Linked DNA regions of Homo sapiens: region 2 is linked to region 1. Evidence: chromatin loops called from intact Hi-C (ENCODE). Cell type or tissue: ascending aorta. All regions are shown on one strand. Each heading gives the region's core, and the rest is flanking DNA. Links, peaks and the distances in the headings are about the cores only.

Evidence for each region. A loop is a pair of places that touch in the nucleus more often than their neighbours do. Peaks named below come from ENCODE experiments on the same cell type or tissue, not always from the same donor. Only the 100,000 strongest peaks of a DNase experiment are listed, where the experiment ranks them.
Region 2: a loop joins it to region 1, with 5 times the contacts of the local background. A loop is called at or near these places in 10 of 110 quality-filtered maps.

The regions. Positions count from the first base shown.
Region 1 is chr18:35,967,991-35,975,242 of GRCh38, reverse strand. It overlaps RMP24 (ribonuclease MRP subunit p24), which reads right to left and starts at 2,564. Exons shown (of 5, transcript NM_031446.5): 1 at 2,438-2,564; 2 at 2,336-2,358; 3 at 148-347. The coding sequence starts at 2,514. It overlaps LOC105372066 (a long non-coding RNA gene), which reads left to right and starts at 2,792. Exons shown (of 4, transcript NR_188032.1): 1 at 2,792-2,845. RefSeq lists an enhancer at 1,882-2,774 and silencers at 2,694-2,843, 2,783-3,077. In ascending aorta, for the core only: no CTCF peak of the experiment used is centred there; a DNase peak (open chromatin) is centred at 2,612; H3K4me3 peaks cover 2,633 bases; H3K27ac peaks cover 1,776 bases.
Region 2 is chr18:35,382,745-35,391,021 of GRCh38, reverse strand. It overlaps the pseudogene RPL7AP67. Among named protein-coding and RNA genes, the nearest start is that of ZNF396, 9.5 kb to the right of the region's middle. RefSeq lists a silencer at 1,383-1,677. In ascending aorta, for the core only: a CTCF peak has its summit at 4,325 (motif pointing left); a DNase peak (open chromatin) is centred at 4,291.

The DNA.
Region 1 (7,252 bases), core at 917-4,916:
TTAGAGAAGTGTTTATGTATATATTTTGATAATCCAAATATACTACTATAAATCTCTGAGTTATACTGAGGCTGATTCTTAAACTGATTTTAAGTGAAAGAAAAGAAAATTCTAGTTTACTCATACATACTGGAACTGAAATCTTACCAATACACTTTTGGAGTCTTTGAACTTTTTCACCATTTTTGCTTCTTTAAAACTGAGTGTATAGTTTCTCGCTTCTCGATTAAGAAGTTTCTGTATTTTGGGTGTCAACCTGGCTTTGGGTTTGAGACGCACTCGAGAGTTATCCAGAACCAACAGCTGGAAACAGTATGGACACGTTTCTTCAAAAGTGCTCTTATCATCTAAAATTATACAAATGAAACTCACAATTCAGCAAATCAGAATATTTTGTTACCTCAAACTGTCAACATTTATAAAAAGTATATTGAAATTTAATATAAGCAGATACACATTAAGTAAACTCAAAATATGAAAATTTACAAAAAGATAAATTGGCAGTAATTTACCTTGCAAAATACTACAATTCCATCCATTCACTCCTTTCAGCAACAGATAGGCAAATCTCCAACCTATGCTAGCAAATCCTGTAGGCTTTAAAATATATCCTAAATCTAGCCACTTCTCATTACTTGCTACTAAGTTTTAAAAGGCTGTTATGTTTCACCAATTTTACCAATGCATTTACCACAAAATAACAAATTGCACTGCGATTTTGTTTCTTTTTTTAAATAATTAGCACAATGAATAGTATCTACTGTTGAGCACTGTGCTAAGTGCCAGGGATGCAACAGCACTTATAAAGCTAAAGACCACACTTAAACTTAGCTCTGCCAAATGTGAAACTCATTCATATTCACTAAGTGACAATTAAGAATGCCAGGCACTGTTCTAAGTGCTGGAGACACAGCAGTGAACAAAGGACAATTCACCGAGGCATACAATAAATATAACAACGTCAAATGTTAAGTGCTGGGAATAAAAAAGTAAGATAGGAGGGGGGAATAGAAGTATTGATGGAGTTACTGTAATTTTAAATAGGTGGCTAGGGAAAGCTTCATTGAGTGATATTATAGAGACCAGAGGGAAATGGAGGATTCACATGAAAGCAGATATGTGAGGCAAGAATCCCAGGCAGAGTGAAGAGTACCTGCAAAGGCCCTGAAACAGAAAAGCAAGGAGACCTAGTGTGACTGGAGTTGCGTGAAGGAAAGAGTACGTCAGAGAGGTATGCAGGTCTATGACACAGGGCCTTACAATCCTTTTAAAGGACTTTCACTTTTATTAATCCAGGAGAGAGCTGGTGATGGCCTGGAGCAGGGTAGTAGCAATGGATGTGGTGAGGAGTGGAGTGCAATGGCGCCATCTCCGCTCACTGCAACCTCCACCTCCCGGGTTCAAGAGATTCTCATGCCTCACCCTCTCGAGTAGCTGGGATTACAGGCGTGCACCACCATGCCAGGTAATTTTTTTGTATTTTTAGTAGAGACAGCGTTTCGCCATGTTGGCCAGGTTGGTCTCGAACTCCTGGCCTCAAATGATCCGCCCGCCTCTGCATCTCAAAGTGCTGGGATTACAGGGGTGAGCCACCGCTCCTGGCTGATTTTGGCTACATTTTAAAGCCAACAGGATTTGCTCGCATACTGGCCTGGGGGAGGAGAGAGAGTTAGGGAGTCAAGAATAGCTCCAAGGTTTTTGGGCTCAATAACTGTAAGGGAAGAATGGAATTATTTACTGAAATGAGAAAAACTGGAGGATCTTGTTGGGGGTTAAAGCTCAGGTTTTGGACATATTAGCTAAGTTTGAATTACTAGACATTGAAAAGAATTTGTCAAGAAGACATTCGGATATATGAGTCTAGAATTCAGAGGAGAGGTCTGCGCTGAGTATATACATTTGTAAGTCCTCAGTATATGGTATTTAAAAGCCATGAGATTGGATGAAAAACTGTCACCAAGGAAGCGAGTGTGCCTAGAAAAGAGGTCCAAGGGCTGAGTACTGGGCCACGACAATACTTAAAGCTTGGGGAGATTAGGAGGAACCAGCAAAGCAAATCGAGAAGTAATAAATGAAGAGGTGAACTACGTAATGACCTAGAAGCCAAGGGAGGAAACTATTTCAAGACTGATCAATGTGTCAAATGCCGCTAACAAAGCAAGACAAGGCACATTAAAGAATTTGGATTTTTCACGAAACCGAGACACATGCGGGCTTTGTTGTTGTTGTTTTTATGGAGGGAAGTGAGTCCATCGGCCTTATTTGAGCGTTGTGCGGAACAGAGGAAAGCGGGGCGACAAGAGCCCAAAGCACAAGAGACAGGCGTTCTTCTTACCGTGCGACGAAGTGTAGGCCCAGCTGTAAAAGAGAAAGAGACTTGTGAGGAGCAAAGGAACACCTACCCGCTCGCCTCCCGCTTCCCCTCCAGTCCTCTTACAGGAGGTAGCGGGCTTGGCCCGGGCAGCTGTCGTGCAGTCCCCGCGCTGCAGCCTCAAGGTAGTGCTTCTGTCTCATCGCCGCCGCCGCTGCCGCTGGCTCGCCGCGGGAACCAGGTGAGAAAATAGGGCGCCGGAAGTCGGCTTCCCAGCGTCCCCGTCGTTGGTGTCCGGACTCAAGCTGCTTCCGGAAACAGGCACCGTAGGCAGACAGGTTCCGGTTTCCTTCGCGTCCAGTCTGGCTTGGAGGCGTGCCCAGCCGGGAGGCGGCCCCACCCGCCCGCCGCGTCCCCGCCCCCTCAGTTCCACCCCTTGGCCTGCCGGGTCCTCTCAGGCACCCAGCGGAGTTTCGAGTCAGACTTGAGCTCGGGCGTAGCGGCTAGACCGGGCTGTGGCGATAGAGTCCAAAGGTGAGGCTCCCACCCGCCTCTCCATCTTCCTCCCGCCTCGCCTCCTCTCTGACAGCCCTTTTGTGATTGCCCTGCCGCAGCTTCGCCCTCCACATTCGCCGGGCGCGGTACTGACTGGTGCGCCGGCGGGCGGAAGCGCTGCCAGCAACGAGGCGGCCGGGAGGAGCGTCCCCAGTCCAGCCTGCCCTCCGCCTGCGTAAACGCTAGCGTTTCTCTTTTTGTAATTAAAGTGAAATTCACATAACGTAATATTGACCATTTTAAGGTGAACAATTCAGTGGCGTTTAGTAAATTTACAATGTTGTGCAAGCACCATTCTGCTATTTCCAAAATATTTCGCCGAAGGACAGCCAACTCCATGAAGCACTTACGGCCAATCCTCCTCTCCCTCCCAGGCCTTGGCAACCACCAGTCCGCTTTCTGTCTCTATGGATTTACCTATTCTGGGCATTTCATGTAAATGGAATCATACACACGACCTTTTGTGTCTGGCTTCCTTCACCTAGCATAATGTATCAGGTTCATCCACCTTGCAGCACGTATCAGTACTTCATTCGTTGTTATGGCTGAATAATATTCCATTGTATGGCGGTATCACAATGGTTTATCCATTCATCAGTTGAACGTTTGAATTGTTTCTACTTTTTGGCTGTTATGAATGAATGCCGCTGTGAACATGTGTGTACATGCATTTGTTTGAGTGCCTTTTTTCTGTTCTTCGGGGTATAATACCTAAGAGTAGATCTGCTGGGTTATGTAGTAATTCTGTGCTTAATGAGGGTTCCAGTTTCTCCGTATCCTCACCAACATTTGCTTTTCTTTTTCTTTTTTTTTTAAATCTAGCCTTCCTAGTGAGTATGATGTAGCATCTCATTGTGGTTTTGATTAACATTTCCCTGACTACTGATGCTTTTGAGCAGCTTTTCATGTGCTTGTTGGCAATTTATGTATCTTTGGCTGTTTAAGTTCTTTGCTCATTTTTTATTGGAGTTGTCTTTTTGTTGATAAGTTGTAAGGTTCTTTTAATGTGTATGTTCTGGATAGTGGACCCTTATTTAGCCTGCTTTATTTATTTATCTGAGATGGGATCTCACTCTGTTGCTCAGGCTGGAGTGCAGTCGTGTGATCACAGTTCACTGCATTCTTGAATTCCTGGGCTGGGTTAAAGGGTTCTCTTGCCTCAGCCTCCCTAGTAGCTGGGAACCAGGCACACTACCATGCGTAGGTATTGTTGTTGTTGTTGTTGTTGTTGTTATTATTATTATTATTTTGGTAGAGATGGGCGTCTCACTATATTGCCCAGGCTGGTCTTGAACTCCTGGGCTCAAGTGATCCTCCCACCTCAGCCTCCCATAGTGTTAGGATCACAGGTATGAGACACTATGCCCAGCCCATTTTTAATTTTAAAAGGGAGCTAAATTGGCTAGGCGCAGTGGCTCACGCCTGTAATTCCAGCACTTGGGGAGGGCAAAGCGGGTGGATTGCCTGATCTCAGGAGTCGGCGACCAGCCTGGGCAACACGGTGAAACCCTGTCTCTACTAAAATACAAAAATTTAGCCAGGTGTGGCGGCATGCGCCTGTAGTTCCAGCTACTTGGGAGGCTGAGGCACAGGAATCGCTTGAACCCAGGAGGCGGAGGTTGCAGTGAACCGAGATCACAGCCACTGCACTCCAGCCTGGGCGACAGAGCGAGACTCCGTCTAAAAAAAAAAAAAAAAAAAAAAAAGGCGGGAGGCGGGGGGCTAAATTATATAAAGATTTGTAAAGAGAAAGTATATATTTACATCTCTATAGGCATTTTAACTTTTTCCGAAGAAAAGTTATTTTCCCTGCTCTTCCCACCTTTCCATCCCACTTCTCTGAGGCGATCAACATGAATAATTGGGTGTCTCCTCTACCTATGTCCTTATACACTTAAGTACGTGTATAAATATGCTACCCCCCACCACTTACCACGACCACAACAAAAAGAAACAAACCAAACACACACACAAAACCAAAACCAAAAGTAAAATGTTAGTTCCTTACTGTATAACTTGTCTTTTTTCCTTAACAGCAGGCCACAGACATCTTTTCAAGTTAGTACATGCTTTTAAATAGCTGAACATATTACAAAATGTAATGAAACATAATTTAATTTATTTAATAAATAACCATATTTTATTTTCCTATTGATGTTCATTTGGAAAAAAATTCGTGCTTTGCTAGTTAATACAGTACTGGTGGTTTTATTTCTTTTGTCTGAATTCCTAAAAGATAAATTACTGGGTAGAATAATATGCACATTTTTTATATGCCAGATCATCCAGAAAAGGTTGTAGCAATTCATATTCCCAGCATCAATGACTAAGAAGGCTGGGTCAAATTAGATAGGTGAAAGGCAAATCCTCTTTTCATTTATCCCTTGATGGTTTGCATTTTCTCTTATGAAGAGAAATCTCTTGTTGGATTATCAGTTTTTAGAAGATCTTTTATTTTGGTGAAATTCACTTTCTGCTTGTCATATGTGATGCAATATTTTCTTCTTCCTTATCTTTGGCATAATTTATAACTTTTTAACATTACAAAATTTTGTATGTGATCAAACAAGTCACTCTTTTCATTATTGGATCTGGGTTTTCTGTGTGGTCTAAAAAGTCCTGCTTTGTCAAAGTTAGGCAACTAACTATTCAATTAGATTTTTTTGTTTGTTTGTTTGAGACAGAGTCTCACTCTGTTGCCAGGCTGGAGTGCAGTGGTGCGATCTTGGTTCCCTGCAACCTCCGACTCCCTGGTTCAAGCGATTCTCCTGCCTCAGCCTCCCGAGTAGCTGGGATAACAGGCATGCACCACCATGCCTAGCTAATTTTTGTATTTTTAGTAGAGACAGGGTTTCATCATGTTGGCTGGGATGGTCTCTATCTCCTGACCACATGATCCACCTGCCTTGGCCTCCCAAAGTGCTGGGATTATAGGTGTGAGCCACTGCACCTGGCTAATCAGATGTTTTTCTCATACTTTTCTAGTATGATTTCTTCCATGCACATATTTAATTGATATGAAATGTATTTTCACTTAAATGTAAGAGCATCTGACATTTTTTCAAAATGGATAGTAAGTTATACAAAAGCCCCATGCTAGGTAAACTAGTCTTTTTCCATTTGAATTGAAATAAAAATAATATGCAATGAGCACTGTATATGTGCCAGGCACTTTTCTAAGCATCTTAACGTGTATTAATTTATTTAATCCTCACAACACCACCATGGCATAGGAGAAATGCCACTACACCATATAGAAGTTCTGTTTTGTTTTGTTTTTTACATAGTTGTATCTGTTTCTAGGTCACTAATAAAGCAGAAAGAGGGAAAATGTGAAAATGAAATCCAATATGTGTGCATGTGCTGAGACCCCAGTGGCGCTAGAGGAATTAAAGACACACGCACAGAAATATAGAGGTGTGAAGTGGGAAATCAGGGGTCTCACAGCCTTCAGAGCTGAGAGCCCTGAACAGAGATTTACCCACATATTTATTAACAGCAAACCAGTCATTAGCATTGTTTCTATAGATATTAAATTAACTAAAAGTCCCCTATGGGAAAGGAAGGGATGGGCTGAATTAATTGCAGCAGGAACATGCCCTTAAGACACAGATCGCTCATGCTTTTGTTTGTGTCTTAAGAATTCCTTTAAGCGGTTTTCCGCCCTGGGCGGGCCAGGTGTTGCTTGCCCTCATTCCTGTAAACCCACAACCTTCCAGCTTGGGCGTTGGGGCCATTATGGACATGTTACAGTGCTGCTTCTTCCTTCCCACGGCTTGCAGCTGGTCTGTCCTCAGGTCCTGCTGGCTCTTCATCAGAAGTAAATCATGACTGCCCGCTTCTCTGCACCACCACAGCCACCCTCTTCTCTTGCCTGCACCCCTGCTATGGCCCTCTGCATTCGTTTCCTGCTTCCTCTTTTATCTCTCCCAGTCCAATTGAAACTGCCTTTGCAAAAATTAACAGTGAAATGATTAGCGTGAAAGAGATCTGACCTAACCAACTCCATCTTGCTTCTAACCTCTAAGCTGTCCTTGTTCATTCCCAGGAATTGGCTGAACTAATTTTGGGAGGAACTTAGTTTATAGTTTAACTTTGTAACAGCCCTTTATAGTTTGACTTTGAAATAAAGATGATATCAGCTCTTTCCCAAAACAAAACCCGTTCTTGCCTGGGGACCAGGCTGCCTTTGTAGGACTAACAAATTAGCTACAAGATTAGAAATTATGGTTTAGGAGCCATGCAGCTGGAGGCTGCAAGATTCTGATCCTCCTCAAATTGCTCCTGGGGATAATAACATCACTGTTGTAAAATCTAAGATCAGTGCTTCGTAATCTGGCTCAACCAGTTCTGTGATCCTCCACTGGAACAGAAGACAGCAAGAAA
Region 2 (8,277 bases), core at 2,419-6,418, 590 kb after region 1:
TAACTAATCCTGGAAACTCATATAAGTGAAATCACATAGTATTTTTTTTGTAACTATCTTATTTCTCTTCACATAATATCCTCAAGATTCATCCATGTTGTAGCATGTGTCAAAATTTCCTTCCTTTTTAAGACTGAATAATATGCCATTAAATGCATACCACATTTTCTCTATCCATGAATCTACTGATGGACACTTGTGTTGCTTTCACTCGGTGGCTACTGTGAATAATGCTGTTATGAATATGGGTGTACAAATATCTTTTTGAGTCCCTGCTTTCAATTAATTTGGGTATACACCCAGAAGTGGAGTTGCTGGATCATACAGTAATTCTATTTTAATGTTTTGAAGAACTACAGTACAGTATTTTAACTCTGCTTTCTTAATTATTTCTAAATAATGGAAAAAAGTCATATTACAAATGTAGAATATGTTTTTAAAGAATTTTATGATATGTTAATTCAAAATAAAACATTTTATGTAAATCATTTTTACATATCAAGCAAAAATTGACAAATTATCTTTTTAGTCCCAAGTGGTTTTGAGAAATTAGATATTGATGTCAAAGATGCTCTCTAGTCAAATTAGGTTGAAAAACACTGTATTGGCGGAAACACTGAATTCGGAGCAAGATGGAGATTGATCAGTGCAGCAAGTGGGTAAGGACAGTTATTTAATTAAGAAGTATTCATCGAGTAGTGACTCACTGTATGTGTGTTTTCGATGGACAGTGCAAAAAAGGAATGAGATATCATCCTAAAAGAGCTTAGGGTCTAGTGGACTGGGGCAGGTGGGGCAGGGGATGGAGAACAGTATAATACATCCAATAATTAAAAGATAATTATGTTCAGAATGTATAATTAGGTACTAAATGTACGATACTATCAAATCCTTCAGGGACACAGAGAAAGAAATCACTGCAGGGTAGGGTAACTGGAAGAAACTTCATGATGAAATAAACTGTGTCTCAAATTTGAGAGGATGGGAGGAGTCATTTAAGGTATATACACGGGGAACTTAAAGTTTGTGGAAAAACAAAATTAAGAGATAAAAATTGAAAAATTAAAACTTTATTTCTCAACATAGGCTCCAGACACTTTTGTAAGTGATGAGACCCTCCTAAAGAACTGAGGGTCCTGGGAATTTAACCATGTCAATGCAGTCTTTTTTACATTATTAACTGACGAAAAAAATGGGTGCCCTTTACAGATTTTTTTTAGATTAGAAAATAAAAAAAGTCAGAATGAGCCCAATCAGGACTGTAAGATGGATGATGTCTAATGATTTCCCATTGAAACCTTTGCAAAACTGTCCTTGTTTAATGAGAGGAATGAGTAGCAACATTGTCACTGTGAAGAAGGACTCTCTGGTGAAGATTTCTGGGTGTTTTTCTGCTAAAGTTTTGGCTAACTGTCTCAAACCACCCTCATAATAAGCAGTGTTATCATTCTTTGACCCTCCAGAAAGTCAGCAAGAAAAATTCCTTGAGCATTCCAGAAAACTGTTGTCACAACCTTTGCTCTTAACCAGTCCACTTTTGCTTTGACTGGACCACTTCCACGTCTCGGTAGCCATTGCTTTGATTGTACTTTGTCTTCAGAATCACACTAGTAAAGCCGTGTTTCATCTCCTGTTACAATTCTTCAAGGAAATGCTACTGGGTCTATATCTTATTTGTTTAAAATTTCCACTGAAAGCTCTGCTCTTGTCTGCAGTGGATCTGGGCGCAATGGTTTTGGCACTCATAGAGTGGAAAGTTTGCTCAAATTTTTTAGTCAGAATTACGTAAGCTGAGCCACTTGAGACATCTGTGGTGTTGGCTATTGTTTGTGCTGTTAATTGTCAGTCCTTTTCAACTAGAGCATGAACAAGATCCTTTTTTCCCTTGCAAATTGATGTGGATGGTCTGCCACTGCAGGCTTCATCTTCAACGTTATCTTGTCCTTCTTCAAGTGGTTTATCTATTTGTAAACTGCTGATTTATTTGGGGACATCATCCTCATAAACTTTTTGTAAAGCATCAGTGATTTCACCATTCTTCCATGCAAGCATCACCATAAATTCGATGTTTGTTCTTGCTTCAATTTTAGCAGAATTCATGTTGCTCCAATAGGGGCTCTTTTCAAATTGATATCTTATCCTTCTTAGTGCCTCAAACTAGGTTCTATTCAGACATGTCATATCAAGTTGGTATGAGTTTATTTGCAAAAAATTTGAAATCCATGCATAGTTTTTCATAATACACATTTTCCATGAACTTTTTGAAGTTTCCCTCATAGAATAGCTTGAGCAAAAGCACAGAGATTCAAATGAGAATAGGACTCTGACTACTTAACCTACACGTGCAACCTTCTTCACATCTTTGAGCACATCTGTACATCAACAAAGCAACTCTAATTTTCTTCTGTAATAAAATACAACCATGTTTTTTAAAGGCAAATTTCTCACCATTTCCTCAAAATGTAGAGATGCGCAGTCCTGGCAGTCATTGTATTCATTACTGGTTATATTAATTACTCCCCAAATTCAGTCATAGTCCCACTAAATATTCTGTAACCTAAAGAACACATTGTAAAGTTAAGTTTAAACTATTTGTGTATAAAACGACAATGTGGAGAAAGAAGATGAAAATGGTTAGAACATAAAATAAACAAATGTATATAATAAGCAAACAGAAAATACACAAAGCTATTACTGTCCTTGGTTTTGTAATTTGTTGTGAAACTGAATATCTACCCCTTCCTTCTTCCATTAACTAGTCCACCTATCCTCCATCCTTAGCTAGAAACACAGCTTGCTGGGGTTCTCTACCCAGTATAGTGACCCAAACCTTTATTCCTGGAGAATCTAAGTTGTTAACCCTGACTTTTTTGGTTTCTGTAGTTTTCCATTAACCTTTACTAGTGGCCACAGAAGTATAAGAGGCATCCCTAGATAATTCCCTGAGTTTCAGACATAGTCCTTGCCCCTATAGTGTAGTAGCAACCCAAGTTCCTCTTGGTAACCATGATCAAGCACCTCCCCTATATAACTTTTTTATTTTCCAGTTGGTCCAATGGCATAAGAAGTCTAATATGTCTAGGAAGCAGTTTCACCCTCCTGAATGGTCCCATTCAATTGAAACACTGTGTCTGCTGGTAGAAGAATCCCTCCCTTGGGGACTATGACTTCCAAACCAGCATAGTTCTAAGTTTCTGAAAGAGGAAGAAAAATTCTGCAAATGGATTATTGGGTATAAAAGTGAGAGGAGTCATGCTCACTTTTACCCCTTGATGCCCAGATCCATGTAATCTGGCTATGAAGAAACAGCATCATATAATGATCTCAGATTCCAAGCATGTATGATACCCTGTAAGACAGAATGCTGTTGTTTTGGGGTGCTGTCTCCCAACTGACACCATAATTGAGTCTTCAGTAAGTGATTCCAACTTTCAGTTAGGCCAGCTGCTTCTGGATGTTGGAGTATGTGGGTGGTAAGACCAATTGATTCCTTCCATAGACATGAACTCATTGCTATCCTTCATTTGCTGTGAAATGAGATCCTTGATGAGAAACAATGCTGTGCAGAATACCAAGAAGATGACTAAGGCATTTCGTAAGTACATACATAGTAGGGCTAGCTGAAGAATAACAGGCAGGGAAGGTGAATCCATATTCAGAATATATGTCTATTCCAGTGAGGATTAATCTGTTTCCTCTATGAATAAAATGGTCCAATGTAATCAACCTGCCACCAGGTGGCTGGCTGGTTCCCATGGACTATTTGAAGGGCTTAGTGTTGCCCTCTTCAAACGGTGGAGGACCATTTGAAGGGCTTAGTACTGGCCTCTGCTGTTGACAAAGTAGGTACACATGGTGGTGTTCGCTAGGTCAGTTTTGGTGAGTGGAGACGGTCCCTGTTTTTGAGCCCATACATAGTCTCCATCCTTGCCACTGTGGCTACTTTGTTTACAGTCCGTTGAGCAAGCACTAGGGAAAGAGACTGACTTATATTCACCGAGAGTGTCATTTTGTCCACGTGATTGTTAGGCACCTCCTCTGTGGTACATAGCCTTGGCTCACTGGATAGCAGAAAAGTCACTGTTTTGCCATGGTAGTGAAACTTTCCTGAAATCTGCCCTTCAGAACTTACCAGAAGTCTTCCCTCTAGAATGCAAGAGACAGCCATTCACTGGGAGGCTTCTCACTGGAGGCACTCGGCTACAAAACTGCCCCAAAGGATGCAAGAGCAAACAGGGAGGAGCTGTTACTGGATGCTAGAGAAGCTGTGCGCACCAGACCCAGAAGGGAAGCCCTTCCTCCTGCAATGTCTCTCTAGCGCCTCCTGCTGACAAATTGTTAACATCACGCCTACTGTTAAGGAGCTTTTTTCTTATTTTTCCTCCTGTGATTTGGTTTATCAAACACTGTTTCTACAACTTAATATTAAACTAAGAAATTAAATGAACTCTCCCTCACACACATATGAATTAAAGGCAAATTTCTCACCATTTCCTCAAAAATGCCATTTCCTCAAATCCTCTTTCTAGGTAATAATTGTCAGAACTTGCAAGAAGTATGTTTTTATTTTATTCTAATTATTTTCCTGAGGGGCATCAGGATCAAATAGGAAGAACAGAGTCAGGAGATATGGGATCCAGTTTGGGTTCTGTCACTTAATAGCTGGCTAAATTGGGATAAGCATTTTCACTGTGGGGGTCTTTAGTTTTGTCATCTAGAAAAGAATGGAGGCAGAACAACTGCTCAGTGCATTGCTTCCAGTTTGCCTATTCTCATTCCAGTTTCCTGCTTCCGGGAAATTTTATGAATGTACAAAGTGAGTGATGATTAGTTATAGATCACATTGGTTTCCATTTCATCTCCTCCACAAGGCAGAGCCCTGTATTTTCCTGTGACTATAAATACATCCCATCATAGCCTTATATTCTGTTTACCATATTTTGTCGTGGTCTTTGCCAAGGGGTAGATTCCAAAGGCATCAGGCAGTTGGATAGAATGACTTGTATTCAAATTTGCGGTTTGAGTCTCTCCACCCATCACAGATGTTGCTTTCCCAGGTGTCATAATCCACCTTCCATCCAGGACTTGCCACCTTTCTTAGGCCCCTTCCTTCATTCTCTGCCTTAAGGAAATAGATTTAAAAGACCCACTTCATGTTACATAGCAGTCACAGAAGGGTGAATTTCAACAAATTACTAGCTGGCAAAGGCAGTGTGCTGGGTTGAATACCCCCAAAATTTGTGTCCACCTAGAACCTCAGAATGACCTTATTGGAAACGTACATTTTTTGCAGATGTAATTAATTAAGATGAGGTCATACTTGATTGCTAGGTGGGTCCTAAAGCCAACGACTGGTGTCTTTTAAAAAGATGATAGATACATGGAACCACACTCAGACACAGAGGGAAGAAGGCCATGTGATGAGGAATGTCAAAGACTGCCGGCAACCAGCGGGAATCATACAGACACGGAAGGCTTCCTCCCTAGAGCCTTCACTGAGGGTATGACCTTACCAACACCTTCATTTCAGACTTCTAGCCTCCAGACCCATGTGATAATAAATCCCTGTTGTTTCAAGCCACGAAGTTTGTGGTAGTTACAGTATGAATTTCCTAGGGAGGAAACTCATAGAGGAATCACCTCACATATAGCTGAATATTTAGTTCCAGTCTGTGGAGAACAAAATTGAAGATGAAAACATGGAGCCCCATGCCTTGGAAGAGAGGTGAGGAGCAAGACTTCATACGGGGCAGTGTGCTGAGCATCCAATGTTATAGCAGACCCTGAAGCTCCAACACGTCTGTTTCTCAGCATGCTTTACTGTCTTCCCTGACATGAATTTTCAGTATTGCGTGAGATGTATTCTCTTCATCTCTTCACATTCAAATTGTCATGAAGCCATTATGCTTTTTTTTTTTTTGAGACAGAGTCTTGCTCTGTCACCCAGGCTGAAGTGCAGTGGCACGATCTCGGCTCACCACAACCTCTGCCTCCCGGGTTCAACCAATTCTCCTACCTCAGCCTCCCGAGTAGCTGGGATCACAGGCATTCACCACCACACCCAGCTAGTATTTATTTATTTATTTATAGTAGAGATAGGGTTTCACCATGTTGGCCAGGCTGGTCTCGAACTCCTAACCTCAGGTGATCCTCCCTCCTCGGTCTCCCAGAGTTCTGGGATTACAGGCGTGAGCCACTGCACCCGGCCCCATTATGCTTTTTATTCCAAAATAAATCCTCCTCATGGATCATCTGTTTTCTCTGGTAACTATGCCTTTAAATCCATCTGAATAATCTTTGTTAAATTTCACATTTAACATTTTGACCTCATCCTTCATTTCCTTCCTATCTTACACTGGGCTCCCATTACGAATATGAATCAAACTTCACATCTTCTTGTTTCCAGTCCACTCTCATAAGCTCATTGCTATGAGCAAACTGACTCTTTTATCAATTTGTTCCTCTCCTTTTTTTATTATGTTTTTATGGAGCATGGACATAGACAGCACAAGGATAAATAAGACGCAGACGCTGCCTAACATGTACATGAGTGAAATTGACACATCATAGAAGATTCCAAATTTCTGTTGGAGAAAATGGGTGAATGGCAGTGCTAGTCCAGAAGATAGAAGATACAGGAGAAAAGAGGCAGGTAGAGGGAAAGAGAGGAATAATTCATGATCAGTGTAGGGTGTCGGGAAACAAGCAGTTATGTTAAGTAGCAGTCAACTCTATGGAGAAGAGACTAAAAAAAAAGGTCAGGCCCAAGATATAGGTTGGAACTAATTACTTTAGATATGGTAGTTGAAGCCTCATAGGTGGCAATAGATAAGCTAGCCAGAGAGAGCCTACGGCATGAAAAGTGCGGGAACAAAAGGCAGAACAATGGAGAACACTAATAATATGTAAGGTTGCAGAACAAGAGGAACAGTCAGGGGTGCTCAGAAGATGGAGGAGAGAATTCCCTTTCCTTTCTTTCTCCTCCAGCTGCCCAAGATGCCCAAGGAAAAGAAGGCCAAGGGGAAGAAGACGACCCCAGCCCCTGCTGTCTGAAAGTAGCAGGAGGCTAAGAAGGTGGTAAATCCCTTGTTTGAGAAAAGGCCTAAGAATTTTGGCATTGGACAGGACATTCAGCCCCAAAGGGACCTCACTTGCTTTGTCAAATGGCCCAGCTATATCTGATTGCAGCGGCAAAGGGCTATCCCCTATGAGCAGCAGAAAATGCCTCCTGTGATTAACTAGTTTACCCAGACTTCAGACTGCCAACAAGCTCCTTAATTAACTCGGGCTGGCCCACAAGTACAGACCAGAGACAAAGCAAGAGAAGCAGAGGCTGTTGTCGTGGGCTGGGAAGACAGCTGCCAGCAAAGGGGATGTCTCCACTAAGAGGTCACCTGTCCTTCCAGCAGGGTTAAGACTGTCACCACCTGGGTGGAGAATGAAAAGTCTCAGTTGTTGGTGACTGCACATGATGTGGATCCTGTAGAGCTGGCTGTCTTCCCTCCTGCCCTGTGTCATAAGATAGGGGGTCCTTACTGCATTATCAAGGGTGAGGCAAGATTGGGGTATCTAGTCCACAGGGAGACCTGCACCACTGTCACCTTCACACGGTCTAACTCAGATGACAAAGCTTTGACTAAGCTAGCAGAAGCTAGCAGGACTAATTATATCAAGTGATTCTCCCATCTCAGCCTCCTGAGTAGCTGGGACCACAGGCATGTGCCACCACCCTTGGTTAATTTTTTAAATTTTTTGTAGAGATGAGTGGCGTCCCCCTATGTTCCCCAAGCTGGTCTCAAATTTCTGGGCCCAAGCAATCCTCTGGCCTTGTAGTTTGTTTTTCTTTATAATGTCTTAAATCAAAACTTAAAAGTTAACAACCAATTCAATTTTAAAACAATGGGCTAAATAGAACCCGTCAACAGACTGGTCATTGTCAAGATTTATAGCTTGTGTCTTCTGTTAGACCCTGCCCCAAGAAAAATGCACATATGCACCTAGAAACATATATTTCAAGAGGTACCCAGCAATGTCTGTTAGAGCTTTCTGTGCTGATGAAAATGTTCTATACTTGTGCTGTCCATTATGGGAACCACTAGCCACATGAGGCTAGTGAGCATTTGAACTGTGGCAAGTGTGACTGAGGAATTGAATTTCTAATTTTAATTAATTAAAATTTAAATGTAATTAGCCACAGGTGTCTAGTGGTTACCACGTTGGGTACACAAAGAGCCACAGATCATGGGTTAAAATTCCTCTCAAATGCTTGTCTTCTCA